Linked DNA regions of Mus musculus: region 1 is linked to region 2. A link is a loop called in an ENCODE intact Hi-C map of the cell type or tissue named here. Cell type or tissue: heart. All regions are shown on one strand.

The links. Peaks named below come from ENCODE experiments on the same cell type or tissue, not always from the same donor. Only the 100,000 strongest peaks of a DNase experiment are listed, where the experiment ranks them.
Region 1: a loop joins it to region 2, with 4 times the contacts of the local background. A loop is called at or near these places in 3 of 42 quality-filtered maps.

What each region holds. Positions count from the first base shown.
Region 1 is chr8:70,038,284-70,046,283 of GRCm38, forward strand. Mau2 (MAU2 sister chromatid cohesion factor) reads right to left here and starts at 4,451. Exons shown (of 19, transcript NM_001376946.1): 1 at 4,109-4,451. The coding sequence starts at 4,402. It overlaps Sugp1 (SURP and G patch domain containing 1), which reads left to right and starts at 4,504. Exons shown (of 14, transcript NM_027481.3): 1 at 4,504-4,797. The coding sequence starts at 4,764. In heart, no CTCF peak of the experiment used is centred here; DNase peaks (open chromatin) are centred at 4,478 and 4,728; H3K4me3 peaks cover 2,957 bases; H3K27ac peaks cover 2,214 bases.
Region 2 is chr8:70,135,747-70,143,746 of GRCm38, forward strand. Rfxank (regulatory factor X-associated ankyrin-containing protein) reads right to left here and starts at 3,451. Exons shown (of 9, transcript NM_011266.2): 1 at 3,175-3,451; 2 at 2,283-2,477; 3 at 464-544. The coding sequence starts at 2,469. It overlaps Gm45929 (predicted gene, 45929), which reads left to right and starts at 3,753. Exons shown (of 9, transcript NM_001310055.1): 1 at 3,753-4,026. Borcs8 (BLOC-1 related complex subunit 8) reads left to right here and starts at 3,753. Exons shown (of 6, transcript NM_001145552.2): 1 at 3,753-4,026; 2 at 6,118-6,230; 3 at 6,728-6,792. The coding sequence starts at 3,990. In heart, no CTCF peak of the experiment used is centred here; DNase peaks (open chromatin) are centred at 2,385 and 3,605; H3K4me3 peaks cover 2,947 bases; H3K27ac peaks cover 2,417 bases.

The DNA.
Region 1 (8,000 bases), 97 kb before region 2:
TCAGATGGTAGAGTGCTTGCCTAGTACAGTTCTGCCTTCCATCCTTGGCATCCACCTAAAACCCATGCATATACCTATAGCCTCAGCACTGAGGGAGAAGCTGGAACATAAGAATTCCAAGGCCACACCTACATAACTCATTTTGAAGCCAGCCTAAGATGAATAATGAGTCCCTCAAAGAAACAAACAAAAGTAAAAATTACACAATGTATCCTAACTCAGCTGTTGTGCTGTATAAGGCTCAAGAATTGTATCTCTTCCTTGTGATATTTTTGTTTTTTTTTAAAAAGCAGTCAAGATAAGAACTCTTTAGTTCACAGGGTACAAGGTGATTGTTAGCTCTCCAGAATCCAGTGGGATTGCTTGAGGTTTCCTTTTGGACTTGTTGTTTTGTGAGGTGGGGTGCAGTGTCAGGTGCTACCTGTTATTTCTGTTGACTTGGTTTTTTGTTGTTGTCACTGTTGTTGCTGTCTTTACTTTTTCCCTTTGAGATAGGGACTTACTATATAGCAACGCCCAGCCTAGAGCTGATTTCAGGACCAGGCTTCATCCAAGTCTCAGATCCACCTGCTTCTGTCCCTAGGATATTAAAAATATGTGTCGGGCTGGAGAGATGGCTCAGTGGTTAAGAGCACCGACTGCTCTTCCAAAGGTCCTGAGTTCAAATCCCAGCCACCACATGGTGGCTCACAACCATCCGTAATGAGATCTGATGTCCTCTTCTGGTGCATCTGAAGATAGCTACAGTGTACTTAGGTATAATAATAAATAAATCTTAAAAAAAAAAGTGTCACCATCTATCTTTTGCTTTTTAAACAAATATGTGTGTGCACGCATGTGTGTGTGTATATATATATATATGTACACACACACACACACACACACACACACACACACACACACACACACATGTATATGATCTTATCCAATCTGACAATTTGCTTTGTGTGAGTAGGTGTGTGTGCATATGCACCGGAATGTGGAGGTTAAGCATCAGGCTCTATATTTCCCTTACTCCCTTGAGAGGAGGCAAGCTACTAGACAGCAAGGCTTAGTGCTCCACTTGTCTCTGCTCCTCAGCAGCCACTACACTGGGGTTCCCAATGGGGTCATGTGTAGGCATACTGGCCATGTCAGATCCTTCCCATGGACACTGGGATCTGCACTTGGACCCTCATTTTTTTTTTTTTTTTGAGACAGGGTTTCTCTGTATAGCCCTGGCTGTCCTGGAACTCACTTTGTAGACCAGGCTAGCCTCGAACTCAGAAATCCGCCTGCCTCTGCCTCCCGAGTGCTGGGATTAAAGGCGTACACTACCACCGCCCAGCTTTGCACAAGATAGTGGCTTATGGACAAGGTCCTAGGGCCACTCCAAGGACAATAATGTCATTTAAAATAAAACTCAGGGTACATGAATGGAGGAGCAACTGTGACTAATAGAGTTTTAGAGGTATTGAGCTGGGGTGACTGATGGAGGGCACAATGTGATGCTGTGGGAGATCTTTCAGGAGTCAGCTTTCTGTTACACCAAGGGAAAGTACTTCACAAGGGTCAGGGTTTTAATTACTGGTTCAAAGCCAAGTGCTAAAAGAGAGCAACTGCAGGCATGATTGCACGGGGCTCTGTGGATGAAATACGAGGACACACTGACACCCAAAGAAACAAAGGGGAAAGGAAGGTAGTGGGATTAACTGCCCTGAACAAATAAGAAAAGAACATTTCAGAACCAGCCAGGCCCTGGCAGCCTCCGGCTTGCACCTACACTGAAGCCTGGCACTTGGCAGGGTCAACCTCACTCACTACTGCCCTGGATGCTCCAATCCACTTCTGGCCCCAGGCACACCTTGTTATTGACCTGAAACCTTGAATGGGCTCACTAGCTCACACCATTCAAATGTCATTCATGCAAATAAGAGGCTCCCTCATCCCTATTATCAACTCTATCCCTTCCTCTGGTCCAGTGTCCATAGCTCTTATACTAATAGCCTTATTGAATGCTAGTCTCACTAAAGAAAAAGCTACCATGCGCAGGACTTTTCAGTCTGCTCATACCCAGACAGTCCAGGACAGGCTTGACACTTGGTGGGAGGGGAACAAATAACTCCTTGATGAATGAATAAGACAACAACAGCAAAAAGCACTAACACAATAATGACATCTTATTCTAGTACAGAAACTAGTGATCATTAAACTGAGGTGACTAGAGAGAGATGGGTAGTTAACAACACATATTACTCTGCACTGGACCCAAGTTTGGTTCCCAGAAACTCCATCAGGCAGCTCACATATAACTCTAACTCCAGCTCCAGGGTACTCAGAACTTTGATTCAGTGGGCACAACATTTAAGAGCATATATCCACACATATAATTAAAAATAATTGTATCTTTTTTTTTAACTCACAAATTTGATTAGCCCAGGTTTTTGGTCTTTTTGAGGTAGGGTTTCTCTATGTAGCTCTGGCTGTCCTGGAACTCCTCTGTGAACCAGGATGGCTTCAAACTCAGAGAACTGCCTACCCTGCCACTGCCCAGCTCAGGTTTCACCTCTTTTTTAAATGTATGTGAGCACACTGTAAGCTGTCTTCAGACACACTAGAAGAGGGCATCAGATCCCAGTACAGATGGTTCTGGGAATTGAACTCAGGATCTCTGAAAGAAGAGTTAGTGCTCAGAACTGCTGAGCCATCTCTCCAGTCCCATCCCTGGTTGGTTCTGTTGAGACAAGGTCTTCTATGTAGCCCTGACTCTTTGGCAACACTCACAGAGATCCATGTGCCTGTCTTCTGAGTGCCAGGATTAAAGGCATCTGCCACCCTACCCAGCTCTTTTTGATTATAATTTTTTAAAATTAATGGTATTATTTGTTGTGTATGATATGTATGAGTGCAGGCAAATTTGGAGATCAGAAGGCAATTTTTGAGAGTGTTCACCTTCCACTCAAACTCAAGTTATCAGGCTTGTGCTGCAAAAGCCTTTACCCACAAAGTCATCTAAGCAGACCTGCTTTCTTTGAGATATTCTTCCTGTGTAGCCGAGGCTAGCCTCTTGCCTCTCCCTTGAACATGTACATCACAGGTATGTGCAACTATGCCTGTAATCTCAGTACTTGGGTGGCCAGGAAGGATGACAGCTGGGAATTGAGACCAATTCTTTGCTACATCGTGTAAGACCACGACAACCCCCCCCAACACAAAAACAAACAAAAAACCCAAACTTCACACAGTGTGGTCTTTGCTAAATCACTTTACTTAGCTAAGCCTATACGGTTTCACTCTTGAAATAAGGAAGTTTATTGGTTCAGTGAGGATTAGAAGCTCTAACTATGCACAGTGTGGGAAACAAGAATTTTGATCCCCTCCTGAAGGCAATTTACTAGACTGTCTGCAGGTCAGAACATTAAACATCTGAATAGTCAAGGAAACAAAGATAGGAAAATGGCAAAAAAGAGGCGGAGGTGTGGAAGAGACACAGTTGCCATGAGAAGAAACAAGTCTTACTGAGAAGCTGAATGACAGCTACCTCTTGAAATTCTGTGAAGCACCAAGACGTCACAAATCAAGTTGGAGGCGGAGTGGGGACTCTTTCAAAGATGGACCATTTCGTGGTGGGAGAAGAAGCCACCAACAGTGAGACTGACCTCCAGACCCCCGAGGTGCAAGTGACTCTAGAAGCTACTTTCTGCACTTCAGGTCCTCACAAGGCAACAACGTTCAACAAGAGGCTGAAGGCCTCACCTTCCCCAATATCCATGCCACAAGGATCTGGGACTCCAGACCTAGACACCTGACTGTCAGAAGTCCTGGACTTTCAGATTTCCTGCGACCTCGCTTTCACACGTCAGGGAGCTCGCATCTCTTCCTTAGGTAGGTGCTTCTAGGCTGACGCTCTGGGTCCTGTTCCCGCGGCCACCCGACTAGGAGGGTCCCCGATGCAAGCACCAAGTAGCTGAAGAGGGACAACTTTCCCGGTTCCCGGGTGAGAGGGCGTGGCGGAGCCGCGTCTGTCACCGCAGGTGAGGGCGAGGCCTTCGGAAGTCCCAAGCCCGACGAGGCGGAGAGGATCGAGTCCCCGGTACCCGCGGCCCGCCCGCCTGGCCCGCACACTCACCGCCTTCTCCAGGTGGCTGCGCGCCTGCTCGCTGTTCTTCGTGTGGTGGTAAAGCACCGAGCCGAGCTGCAGGTGCGTCCGGGCCTCGATCCGCTGAGGCGGCTTGAAGGGGAACACGGCCTGCAGGCAATGAACGCACAAGCGGATCTTGGGCGGGCTAGATGTTCGGAAGTGCTCGGCGAAACCCAGGAGAGCCAGATACCACGACTCGGCTGCCTCGGCCTGTGCGGCCTGTGCGGCGGCAGCCTGAGCTGCAGCCGCCGCCTGCGCCGCAGCCGCCGCCTGTGCCGCCATCTTGGCCCGCACAACAACAAGCCGCCTCCACAGAGAGGCGGAAGCACCTTGAGGGGCGGGGCCTGGCGACCCGCAATTCTCGCGAGAACTGCTACGCAAGGACTTCTGGGTCTTATGGTGTGTGTTCGAAGTGGCTCCGACTGAGGAAGACTCTGAGGAGAGGATGATACCTCTGCATCATCGTAACTGAGAGTAATACACGTTCGTGAACTGACGCCGGCGTTTCTGTGGAGAAGACGCCCGGTGTCCTAGAAGGGGGTTGGACGAGATTGTCGGAGAAGGACTACATTTACCATCAGACCAAGCGCACTATAACAGAGCCTCCCTCTTCTCAGGTGGCGCCGGAGCATTGTGGGATTGGATGAGTCTCAAGATGGACAACCGGGATGTTGCAGGTAACATCCCCCGACTTCCCTTCGCCGCCCGCCTGGGTTCTCGCGACTGCACGTCTCCTGTTCACCCTACTTTCTGTCACGGACCTGACACGCGGACTTCTCGCCTCAGCCCCAGGGAAACTTACAGTAACGTTGCGTGTGCCCTTCTCTGGTCTGCCGAGACCCCAGACTCGGGTTCGCCCCCCAACCCCCGCCCGTGGCTGAGGAGCGCTCCTGGTCTCCCTCAAAGGCCTGGGCGCCGGGTGGGAACCGCATGGGCTTTCCCAATAAACTGCTCTCGGGCCGGTGGCATCCACAGCGGACAGCCTGGGACATCCCTCCTGCCCCTCCGGTCCCCTTTGGCTTGGGTCCTGCCTTGTGGGAAATGTGCGTTTCCGAACTGCACTGGGTCAGCCAGGGCGGTTTCCCACGGTTACGGGTTTAGCTCTCCCTGTGCCCCTAGGATGAAATGCATTTGCCCATTCACCATATGCTTCCACACTTGCTGGGTGCCAAACGCTGTGCTAAGCTTGCGTGTCAGTGCACCTGGAAGCAAATTTTGCAAAGAACTAGTTCTCGTGACGTGAGGTTGGATGCTGCTAATATATTGAAGGTCAGGGAAGGCTTAACAGTTTTTAAAAATCCATTTGTCTTTATGTCTTTGTGTGTGAGTACCTGGAGCTGGAGTTATAGTAGGCCACCTGGATGTTTGCTTGGATTCTCTGGAAGAGTGACAAGCACTCTTAACCTCTGAGCCATCTCTCTGGCTCCATGAAAAGTCTTTCTTGAGTACAAGATGTTCCATATGAGTAGATGCTGTCTATAGGAAGGCAGAGGTTTCACCACAGAGGCTGGATAGGCCTCAGAGTGGACTAGGATTGTCTCCTTGGAGATTGTTATGAATGAAATGGAAATAATTAGGGGTGTCAACTCTGGTAGTGTCTAGGGAGTCAGTTTTGCTTTCAACATTTAGAATTTAAGGGCTGACGAGATGGTGGTAGTTAAAATGCTTGTTGCCCAAGAGTGAGGACCTGGCTCCCCATCTTCAGTACTCATGTAAAAAAGCCAGATGTACTGTTGTGTGCCTGAAAGCACAGGACTTCGGACTGGACACAGGTGGATTCCTGGGGTGTATTGGCAGCCACGCACTGAAACGGGCTTTAAGGTTTTGTGAGCTGCTCTGTACCAAAAAATTAGGCAGAGCGACAATAGGAATGCTTTTAATCCCAACTCCTGAGGGGTAGGTGGACATCTGAATTCAAGGTCAACCAGGGCTGTGCAAACTGAGACCCTGTCTTTTTTTTTTAAGTTGGTGAGTGATGGCCTATGTTTTTAGTCCTAGAACTTGGGACATTGGAAAGTGCAGGTTGGTCTCAGTGAGTTTGAGGCCAGCCTGGTCTACAGAGTGAGTGCCAGGTGTTGGAAGGTAAAGGTGGGTCTCTGAGTTTGAGGCCAGCTTGGTCTACAAAGTGAGTTCCAGGGCTATACAGAGAAACCCTGTCTTGAGAAAATAAAAAACAAACAAGGGGGAGAAAAAAGAAAGAGAAGATACCTGATGTCAACCTCTGGCTTGCACAGTGCCTATGCACATACATACAAATTTAGTGTTTAAACATAGCATAGTGGCACATGTTTGTGATCTGCACTGGAGAGTCAGAGGGAGGAGGCTTGTTTCAAGTGGAAGCCAGTCTGGTCTACATAGGAAGAAAATGGGCTGGTGAGATGGCTGAGCAGTTAAGAGTACTTGCTGTTCTTGCAGAGTACCTGATATCTAGCATCCACTTGTCAGCTCACAAGCATTTATAACTCCCAGGCAGTCACATGGTACACAGTCACCCACCCCCAAACCTTTTAAAAAATATATTTAGATAAATGTAGAATTTTTCCTGAGAACCCTTAGGATACAATTCTAGGGTTTGTTGTTGTTTTGTTTTGAGACAGGGTCTCAGTACATATCTGTGGTTGGACTTGAACTTACAGAGATCTGTCTCCTTCTGCCTCACCAACTCTGGGGTTAAAGACCCAACTACGCCCCCCCCCTTTTTTTTTAAATGATAGTAGACACTTTTTTTTTTAATCTTTGAGAACAGTAGTTCTCTCTTTCTCTCTTTTTAAAAAAGATTTATTTATTATTATATCTAAATACACTGTAGCTGTCTTCAGATGCACCAGAAGAGGGCATCAGATCTCATTACGGATGGTTGTGAGCTACCATGTGGTTGCTGGGATTTGAACTCAGGACCTTTGGAAGAGCAGTCGGTACTCTTAACCACTGAGACATTTCTCCAGCCCTACAGCCCTATTTTAATGAAGCAGAGTCTCATTAAGCCTGTGTTTGTCTGGAAAGCATGTACCTCCTGCCTTAGACTGGATGACTGCTGTGTGTGTACACACATGGCACTGGCATTTTTGCTCAAAGCCAGTGATTTGTTTTGGTCATCTTGCTGTCTGTGCACTTTCTCTATGTCAGAATGATCTCCCTGTCCCCAAGGTCATATTAAAACTAAGGAAAAAAAATTAGTAGAATTGGCTGACTCAACCCAAGCTTATAATCATAACACTTTGGATCAGTGGTTCTCAACCACCACCACCATCATCTCCTCCTCCTCCTCTTCCTCCTCCTCCTCCTCCTCCTCCTCCTCCTCCTCCTCCTTCTTCTTCTTCTTCTTCTTTTTGGTTTTCGAGACAGGGTTTCTCTGTGTATCCCTGGCGTCCTGGAACTCACTCTGTAGACCAGGCTGACCATGAACTCAGAAATCCGCCAGCCTCTGCCTCCCAAATGCTAGGATTAAAGGCATGCTCCACCACTGCCTGACGGTTCTCAACCTTCTTAATGCTATGACTTTCTAATATAATTCTCATGTTATGGTGACTTTCAACCATAAAATTATTTCATTGCTTCTTCATAACTGTAGTTTTGCTACTGTTGTAAATTGTAATGTAAATATCTGGTGTACAATATGTGACCTCTTGAAGGGGTCCTGACCCACAGGTTAAGAACCCCTGCTTTGGAGGCACAGAAAAGAAGGAGTTCAGCATCACTCTTGACTATACAGTGAGGTTGTAACCAGCCTGGGCTATGTGAGATCTAAATAAAGAAATACAGATTAAAAGACTTATGGAGGTCTGAGGAGATGGATCACTGGGTAAAATTCTTGCTGTGTGAACATGAGGATCGGAGCTTGATGCCCAGAGAGAGCTCATGTAAATCTGGGTGCCTTATC
Region 2 (8,000 bases):
GGCCTGCAACTTGGTACATGTTTGCTCTGTGTAGCAAAGGATGACATAGAACTGCTAATTCTCATGAGTGCTGGTATGACAGGTATGCGCTACTATTCGCAGTATTACGAGGAGACTGAGATAGAACTCAGGACTTTGTGCATGCTAGCTGAGCAATCTACCAACTGAGCTACAAGCACTCTGACAACTGAGCTATAAGCACTCCATCCACTAAGCTACAAGTACTCTAGCCACTGAGCCATAAGCACTTTACCCACTAAGCTACATTCCCCAATCCCTTGTGGTCTTTCGTTCTTTCTTGTTTTTGTTACAGGATCTCATGTAATCTAGGCTGACCTCCTATTCTGTAAGTAGCTAGGAATGACCTTGAACTTCTGATCTCCCGCCCCAACTGCAGGGCCATAGAGCACCATGGAGCTTGTAAGGAATCCTCTAGACCCACCCCTACTTGAGTTCTACTTACAGTCCAGGGTGGCTGGCAGAGCTGAGACCTCATTCCCACGTTGCCGGTTTGTGAGGGTTGTGGAGTGCTTCAAGAAACTTCCTGCAGGAAGAGGAAGGGCTGTTCCCTGGGGTCTGGGCTTGTCCCAAGGGTGTCAGGACAGATGCTGCAGGCTCCAGGCTTAAGAAGACCACCCCTCTGATCTCCACGTGCACACCCACATTCACACAGACATTCACAGACATTAACCGTAAATTAATAATCTTCTTAAGTGAAAGGAAGATGAAGGGCCTGGTGGCACAGGCCACATTCCCAGCCTGGGCTACACAGGGAATTCCAGCTCAGTTGAGACCACAGAATGGAGCCCTATGGCAAAGGAACAGGAGGAGCAGGTGGGGGCAGAAGGGCTGTGGATGCAGTGTGGTGGTCCAGCACACACCAGAACAAGAAACAAGGAGCTGGAGATGGATCATTTGCTGGTCACGAGTGCTTGCTGCTCTTGCAGAGGACCCCTGCAGAGGTGGTTCCTAGCACCTGCCTGTGAGGAACCCCAGCCTCAGGGTACCTGATGCCTCTGGCCTCTGTGGACACCTGCACTGCTCACACACAGACGCTGGAGATGTGCCTCAGTGGTTAGAGCACTGGCTGTTCTGCCCTAGGACCTGGATTTGGATCATGATACCCACCCGTTGCCTCATAGTCTATGGTAAGTCCAGTTCCAGTGATCTAATGCCCTCTTCTGTGCCACACCACCTCCAGTAGGATCTGTGTGACAAGTTCCACAGACTGAGGCAATCGACCTACAAAGGGGGAGGCCTCCTGGAACCGGTTGTGGAACTCTTCGCTGGAGAAAAAAATATTGTTCTCTTGGCAACCTATCTGTTTTATTTTTTCTTATTCCTTTTCTTTTTTTTTTTCTTTGGTTTTTCGAGATAGGGTTTCTCTGTGTAGCCCTGGCTGTTCTGGACTCACTTTGTAGACCAGGCTGGCCTCGAACTCAGAAATCTTCCTGCCTCTGCCTCCCAAGTGCTGGGATTAAAGGTGTGTGCCACCACGGCCCGGCTCTTATTCCTTTTCTTATTTACATGTTCTTGGCCTGGTAGCCTAGGCCAAGATCTTAAATGAGAATAAGGGTAAGAAACCATCCCTAGAGATGGGGTCACTAGCATGACCTTATCCCCGGGGAAACCAACGCTTTACTTTCTAAATCATTTACAACACTATTATGATAGAGAAAAACTTTCCCAACTATAAAATTTCATGAGCCTGTGCCCTCTGAAAGAACAAGTTCTCTAAACAACTCAGCTGTCACTCTGCCCACCCCCACCACCCTTTTGAAGACAGGGTTCTCTATGAGGTCTTGGTGGTCCTAGAACTCCGGGGACTACCTGCCTTTGTCTTTTGAGTATTGGGATTAAAGTTATGTGCCAACCATACCTGGCAAATCTTTAAAGAATACACACACACACACACATATGTACACATACATATATATACACATATATATGTATATATTTTGGGGGGGGGTTGAGACAGGGTTTCTCTGTGTAGCCTTGGCTATCCTGGAACTCACTCTGTAGACCAGGCTGGCCTCAAACTCAGAGATCCACCTGCCTCTGCTTCCCAAGTGCTGGAATTAAAGGCGTGCGCCACCACGCCCAGCAGGAATATATATTTTATATATACTTCTACATACATGTACCATATTACACACACACACACACACACACATACACGACAATAAAAATAACCTAGGAGGGTGGAGGGGAAGAGTGATGAAAGCAGAGATGTGGTCTGGAACTTGACAGTCTCCCTCACCAGAGCCCAGAGTGGTTCTCACCCTGCAGTGAGGATGCACTGGCATCTGCTTCAGGATTCACAGCGTCTGGGGTGCAGGGGAACAGGCTGAGGACGACAGTGTCTGAGTTCTCTGGGGACTCATCTCTGGTGTCCTCAGGATCCTCTAGGTCAGGAACAGGAGGTTGCTGGTTTGGGACAAGGTTCTCTGCAACCTGAGTGGGCTCCATGGAGGAAGCTGGAGTGAAGAGATGACAGTAATTAGCCAAATCTCGTGGTCCCCAAGATGGCTCAGTTGGTAAAGGCGCTTGTCACCAAGTCAGATGACCCAATTTTGATTCCAGGAACCCACAGGGTGGAGGGAAAAAACTGACCCTGGTAAATTGTCCTCTGACCTCCACACCAAACCCACAGCACAGCCTGCCCACAAAATAAATGAATAAATGAGTTCTTATCTGGGGCTGGAGCTTGGTTAGGTGGGGCATGATAGTGCACACCTTTAGTCCTAGTACTTGGGAGGCAGAGGCAGGTAGATCCCTTTGAGTTCAAGACTAGCCTAGTCTAAATAGTGAATTCCAGGACAGCCATGGTCTGCATATTGAGCCTTGCTTTATGACGCCGGGAAAACTGTGGCTTTAGATAAATATCATTGTTAATAAATTAACACCAGAAGCCAAGGCAATAAAATGAGGGTTCTGGCAGCAGTCTGGGTTCCAATCACTTACAAGCTATAAAAACCTAGTCTATGACTAAGCTGAGCCTCATTCCCTCGTTAATAAGGTGAAGATGTAAGGCCTCAGAGAGGTCATATCAGAAAACATCATAGAGAGATACTAATGTCAAACTTATCAATGTCCCACTGTGGTTATTTGGGCCGGAATCCCCCAAAATGACTTAGGACTCAACAAAAGATGCGACGTGTAAGATCCACTCACCTCCCTCCAGCCTCCTCTGTGTCCCTACGCTGCCAGCCTTGGTCTTCCAAAACTCAGGAAGCTCTGTTCACAAACTTTTCTGGTTCAGTAGATCTCGTAAAGAGCAAGTTGGTGACCAGACGCTCAGTTCTCTAGCTTCCTCTCCTGGGACATAGAGCAGCAACTTAATACGCGACGACTACTCCTACTGGAAAACTCCTCCACTGCGCCTGCGCACCCTTGCCCTGCAAAAGTACCAAAAAATAAAAAATAAAAACCCGAAGCTGCTTCTAGCGCTTTAAGACTGGAGGGAGGAGCGTGGCTTCCGCTGAGGCCAATGGGTACAGTGGCGCATGCGCACGCTATCCTTCCTAAAGGGCTGAAGGAGCCTTAGACTCGCTGAAGATTTTATTGCGCGTGCGCTTCCCCGCCCCATGCACCGCCCCCTCCTGTCTGCCCCAATCGGATCCACAGACGGTGGGAGGGCGGAGCATTTGCCCCACGGGGCGGAGACACATGGGCGGGACTTGTCAAATTTAAAGAGACCGAATATTATTGTTACTTTGTCCATAACAATTTCCCTGCCCTGGTCCCTGAGAATTATCTGTACGTGTAGCAGGGAGTCCTTGACGAGGCATACTATAACATCAAGAAATCTCTATCCTCCCGACACGCTCGCATAGGACTGCCTCCTTCCGTCTATCTCGTGTCTGAATAGAAGTTACCTCGTAAGAGGAGCCAGCGCACAGGACGCCAGAACCCATACCTGAACGTTTAAACGTCTCAACCTCCCGACTTCCGCTTCCGGTTTCTGGGCTCTGCTGGCTGCCTTCACTATGGAAGAACCTGAGATGCAGCTGAAGGGAAAGAAAGGTGTTGCGGGACCCTAGAGGGGTTGGAGGGGCCTAGAGAGGGCAACGCGGGAAGGTACATGACAAAGAGCCGCCGTAGACCTCCCGGCCTGCGGGGTTCGATGGAAAAGGGAGGCCGGTGTCTCCCGCCGGGAGGTGTTGTGATGTATAATGATCCCGGGCAGGAAAAGGCTCTTTTCTACTTCTGAGATAAGGTCCCGGGATGTAACCCTGGCTATATTGGAACTCGCTGTGTAGACCGGGATGGTCTCAAACCTCTCTGCCTTCTGAGAGTTGGAATTAAAAGCAGAATCCATCCAGGTCCCTGCTCAGTGTAATGTGGTTTTTAGCCTGTGAATACGTAAAGGAGTATGTGGGCTTGGTGGCGCAATACTCTAATCCTCTCTTCTCAAGAGACAAGAAATTGAAGGCCAGTTTGGTCTGCACATTGAAACTCAAATCTCGAGAGAAGAGCTGGGGCTTTAGCTCAGTCGTAAACACTTTGACCAGCGCATTCAAAGCTCTGGGTTTGATCCCCGACACTGCAAAATATATTAAGGACCAGATAAGTAGATTATTTTCTTTAGCTGATGGGAGCCCTGCGTGGTAAGAGGAGTTGGTGTCATCTGCCACCATTAGCCTGGTCAGAGCTTGTCTGATACAGGAAGGAGTGGGGGATGAAGGGGACTGAAGTTGGAAGCAACAGGATCCTTGATGGATGGAGCAGGAAGAATAGAGATTTCCTGACTGGGAAAGCTGTTGGTCAAAGTCTACCCTGGGATGATGGTTTTGGTGCAGTTGACTTGTGGTAGGAACATGAGTTCTGGAGTAAAGGAAACAGGCTTAACAGGAACTTGAATGGATTCTGCAGAGGGCAGCCTTAGCAGGCATGTTTCTGGAACAGGGCCTGTGATATACCTCAGAGCTGTTCCCACACAGCAAGGGACGTGGCCTTCCACATCATTCCTGCCACAGAGTAGAGGCCTCACGAGATTGTGGACTTTAGGCACCTTTGAGTTCTGTGTTCATCCTCTGGGCAGCTGGATATGGTGGTACATGCTTCTCTTCCCTTGGGAGCACTTGGGAGGCAAAGGCAGGCAGAGGAATTGCTGTGAGTTAAGGACAGCTTAGTCAACACAGTGAGTTACAGGGAATCCAGAGCTACTAGATTCTAGTATGATGTTCCATACTGCTCTCCAGTATGCTCCAGTTATAAAGGGGGAGGGAAGCTGTCAGTGGCTTTAGTACCATCCACCAATGTCCTCTGAAAGTGGGTCTGGGGAGAGAAGATTGTGAGTTCATGTGTTTGCTGATGCCCCCTTGAGTTAGGCCTTGCTGTCTAGAGACCATCCCTGGACCTGCAGATGACAGTTAAAGTGGTGCACCCTGGCGGCTCCTCTCTAACTCCTGTTGGGCTCAGAGATTGAACAATCAGGAGTGTAATGTGGGTGGGCCTTAGCTGGCAGAGTGTTGCCTGGCATGCATGAAACCCTGGGTTATATGTCCAGCACTGAATAAACTAGGTATGGTGTCACACATCTGCAGTCCCAGCACTCAGGAGATGGAGGCAGGAAGATTAGGAGTTCAAAGTCATTCTTGCTTACAGAAAACTAAAGTCTAGGGGGCTGGTGAGATGGCTCAGTGGGTAAGAGCACCCGACTGCTCTTCCGAAGGTCCGGAGTTCAAATCCCAGCAACCACATGGTGGCTCACAACCATCTGTAATGAGATCTGACTCCCTCTTCTGGAGTGTCTGAAGACAGCTACAGTGTACTTACATATAATAAATAAATCTTTAAAAAAAAAAAAAAAAAGAAAAAGAAAAAGAAAACTAAAGTCTAGCCTGGGCTGGAGATCCAATTTTTTTTTTTTTAAATGTTAGAGAATTGTCTCAGTGGTTAAGAGTGCTTAGTGATCTTACAGATGCCTAAGCTCAATGTGATTGGTTCCTACATTCACAATGAACAGGTCACAACCTCCCGTCAATCCAGCTCTAGCCTCAAACTGGCACTCAGTCACATGCAGAGACACTTACATACATACACATAACTCAAAATAAAATAAATACTTATTAAATTATTAAATACTTATTAAAATTCCCTTATTAAACACAGTCACAGACAAGTTCACCGAGAGTGTCTATGTCCTTGCCAACGAGCCGTCAGTGGCCCTGTACCGGCTACAGGAACATGTGCGCCGTTCACTGCCAGAGCTGGCCCAGCACAAGGTGAGTTCTGCCAGCCCTGCCGAGGATCTCCCCCAGGTCCACTCACAGCTCCTGAGCAGGAGTGGAGTGCTATCCACAGAGGGTATGAACTCAAAGCAGAGGCCCTGGTGAGATGAGCTGTAGCAGCTGCATCAGGGGGACAATGTAGGGAACAGCCCTTGATGGCTTTTGAAAGAGATGGTCTGGTCTGTGTTAGTAACCAGCGAGGTGAGGGAAGAGCCCAGGGAAGGGTGTGCCACACAGAAGGAATTGACTTTGCAGGTCTTGAGGCCTTCCAGTCACACAGAGCCCCAGAGGAGAGAGGGCTGCCAGAGGAAAAGACTCTGTGGTCTAAGCAAGGAGTAGGAAGGGCCCTACCAGGATATCTAGGAGGATAGGGAATTCAGGAAGGCTTGGAGAGAGAGAGTAACTCAGCTTGGGGGGAAATGGGGGGATTGTATATAGCACTGGCTCCCATAGAGCCTTCCCTACTAACACCTGCCCCCCAACCCCTGCAGGCTGACATGCAGAGATGGGAAGAGCAGAGCCAGGGCGCCATATACACCGTGGAGTACGCCTGCAGGTGAGATCCACATCCATTACAGGGCAGAGGGCACGGCTCCCAGTCTCCAACCCCCATTGCAGTCTCCAGCCCCCATTGCAGCACAGCCGTAACACCTCTGACGGTCCCGCAGTTTTCTTGGGGAGCTTAGGGACGTGACTATTTGCCTCTGGCTTGGGGTAAGTGATGGATAGCTCATTAGATAAAGTCCCCTGTGTACAAATTCTCTCTGAAGCACCCCTGTTGACAGTTGATGGGCACCTGTAATTCTAGCTCTGAGAAGTCAGCAGAATGCCTGAACTGGCTCCTCTAGAGAGCTAGTCCTGTTGGTGAATTCCTAGTTAAGTGAGAGACTCTTGCCTCAAATTAGGGCCTAGGGCTTAGTTGATAGAATGCTTGTGTGAAAAGTGAGGTGGAGAGCAACCAATGAGCGTGCCAGCATCAGCCTCTGGGCTCCGCACACATGCACCCACGGGGATGCACACACGTGCAACTGCCCACCCTCAAGCACACATTCACTCATATAAGCCACACAGACACAGAATATCAGCTCGTTCCCAGCTGAGCACAAAGCCTTAGGCCTGACCACAGTTAAGCAGAGTTAGGTTGCCTCCTGCCCAGTGCAGGGCCCTGACAGAAGGGGCTGAGTGTGTCTACCACTTCTGCCTGTCCTGCTGTGTCTGAGTTGGATCTTGTACACCCCAGGCTGACCTTGAGTACCCAGGCTTAAAAAGTTCTGCTCCAGCCTCCCAAGGAGTTGAGACCATTCTGCATATGACTTTTACTCACTCATGGATTTTATCTAATATTTAGTGTATGTGTGAGGGTGTGGGGTGTGCACTTGTGCCATGATAGCTGTATGGAAGTCAGGACAGATCACAGGAATCTATGTGTGTCCCAGGCATCGAGCTCAGGTCATCAGCCTAAGTGGCAAGTGCTTTTACCCCCTTGACCATATCTCTGCCCCCCTCCTGTTTGGCTCTGTGAGTGTGGTCTCAAGTCTGTGTTGTGCGCACTGGCTATGTCCAAAGGCCTGAGCTTGTGGAATATACAGGACTCCATCTTCCCCTCTGCACATTTTTGTTTTGTTTTGCTTTGCTTTGTTTTGTTTGAAGCAGGGTCTCTGTGTAGCCCTGGCTGTCCTGGAATTCACTATGTGACTAGCCTGGTCTCAAACTCACAGAGATTCTCCTCCCTCTGTCTCCCAAGTGCTGGAAGTAAAGGCATGT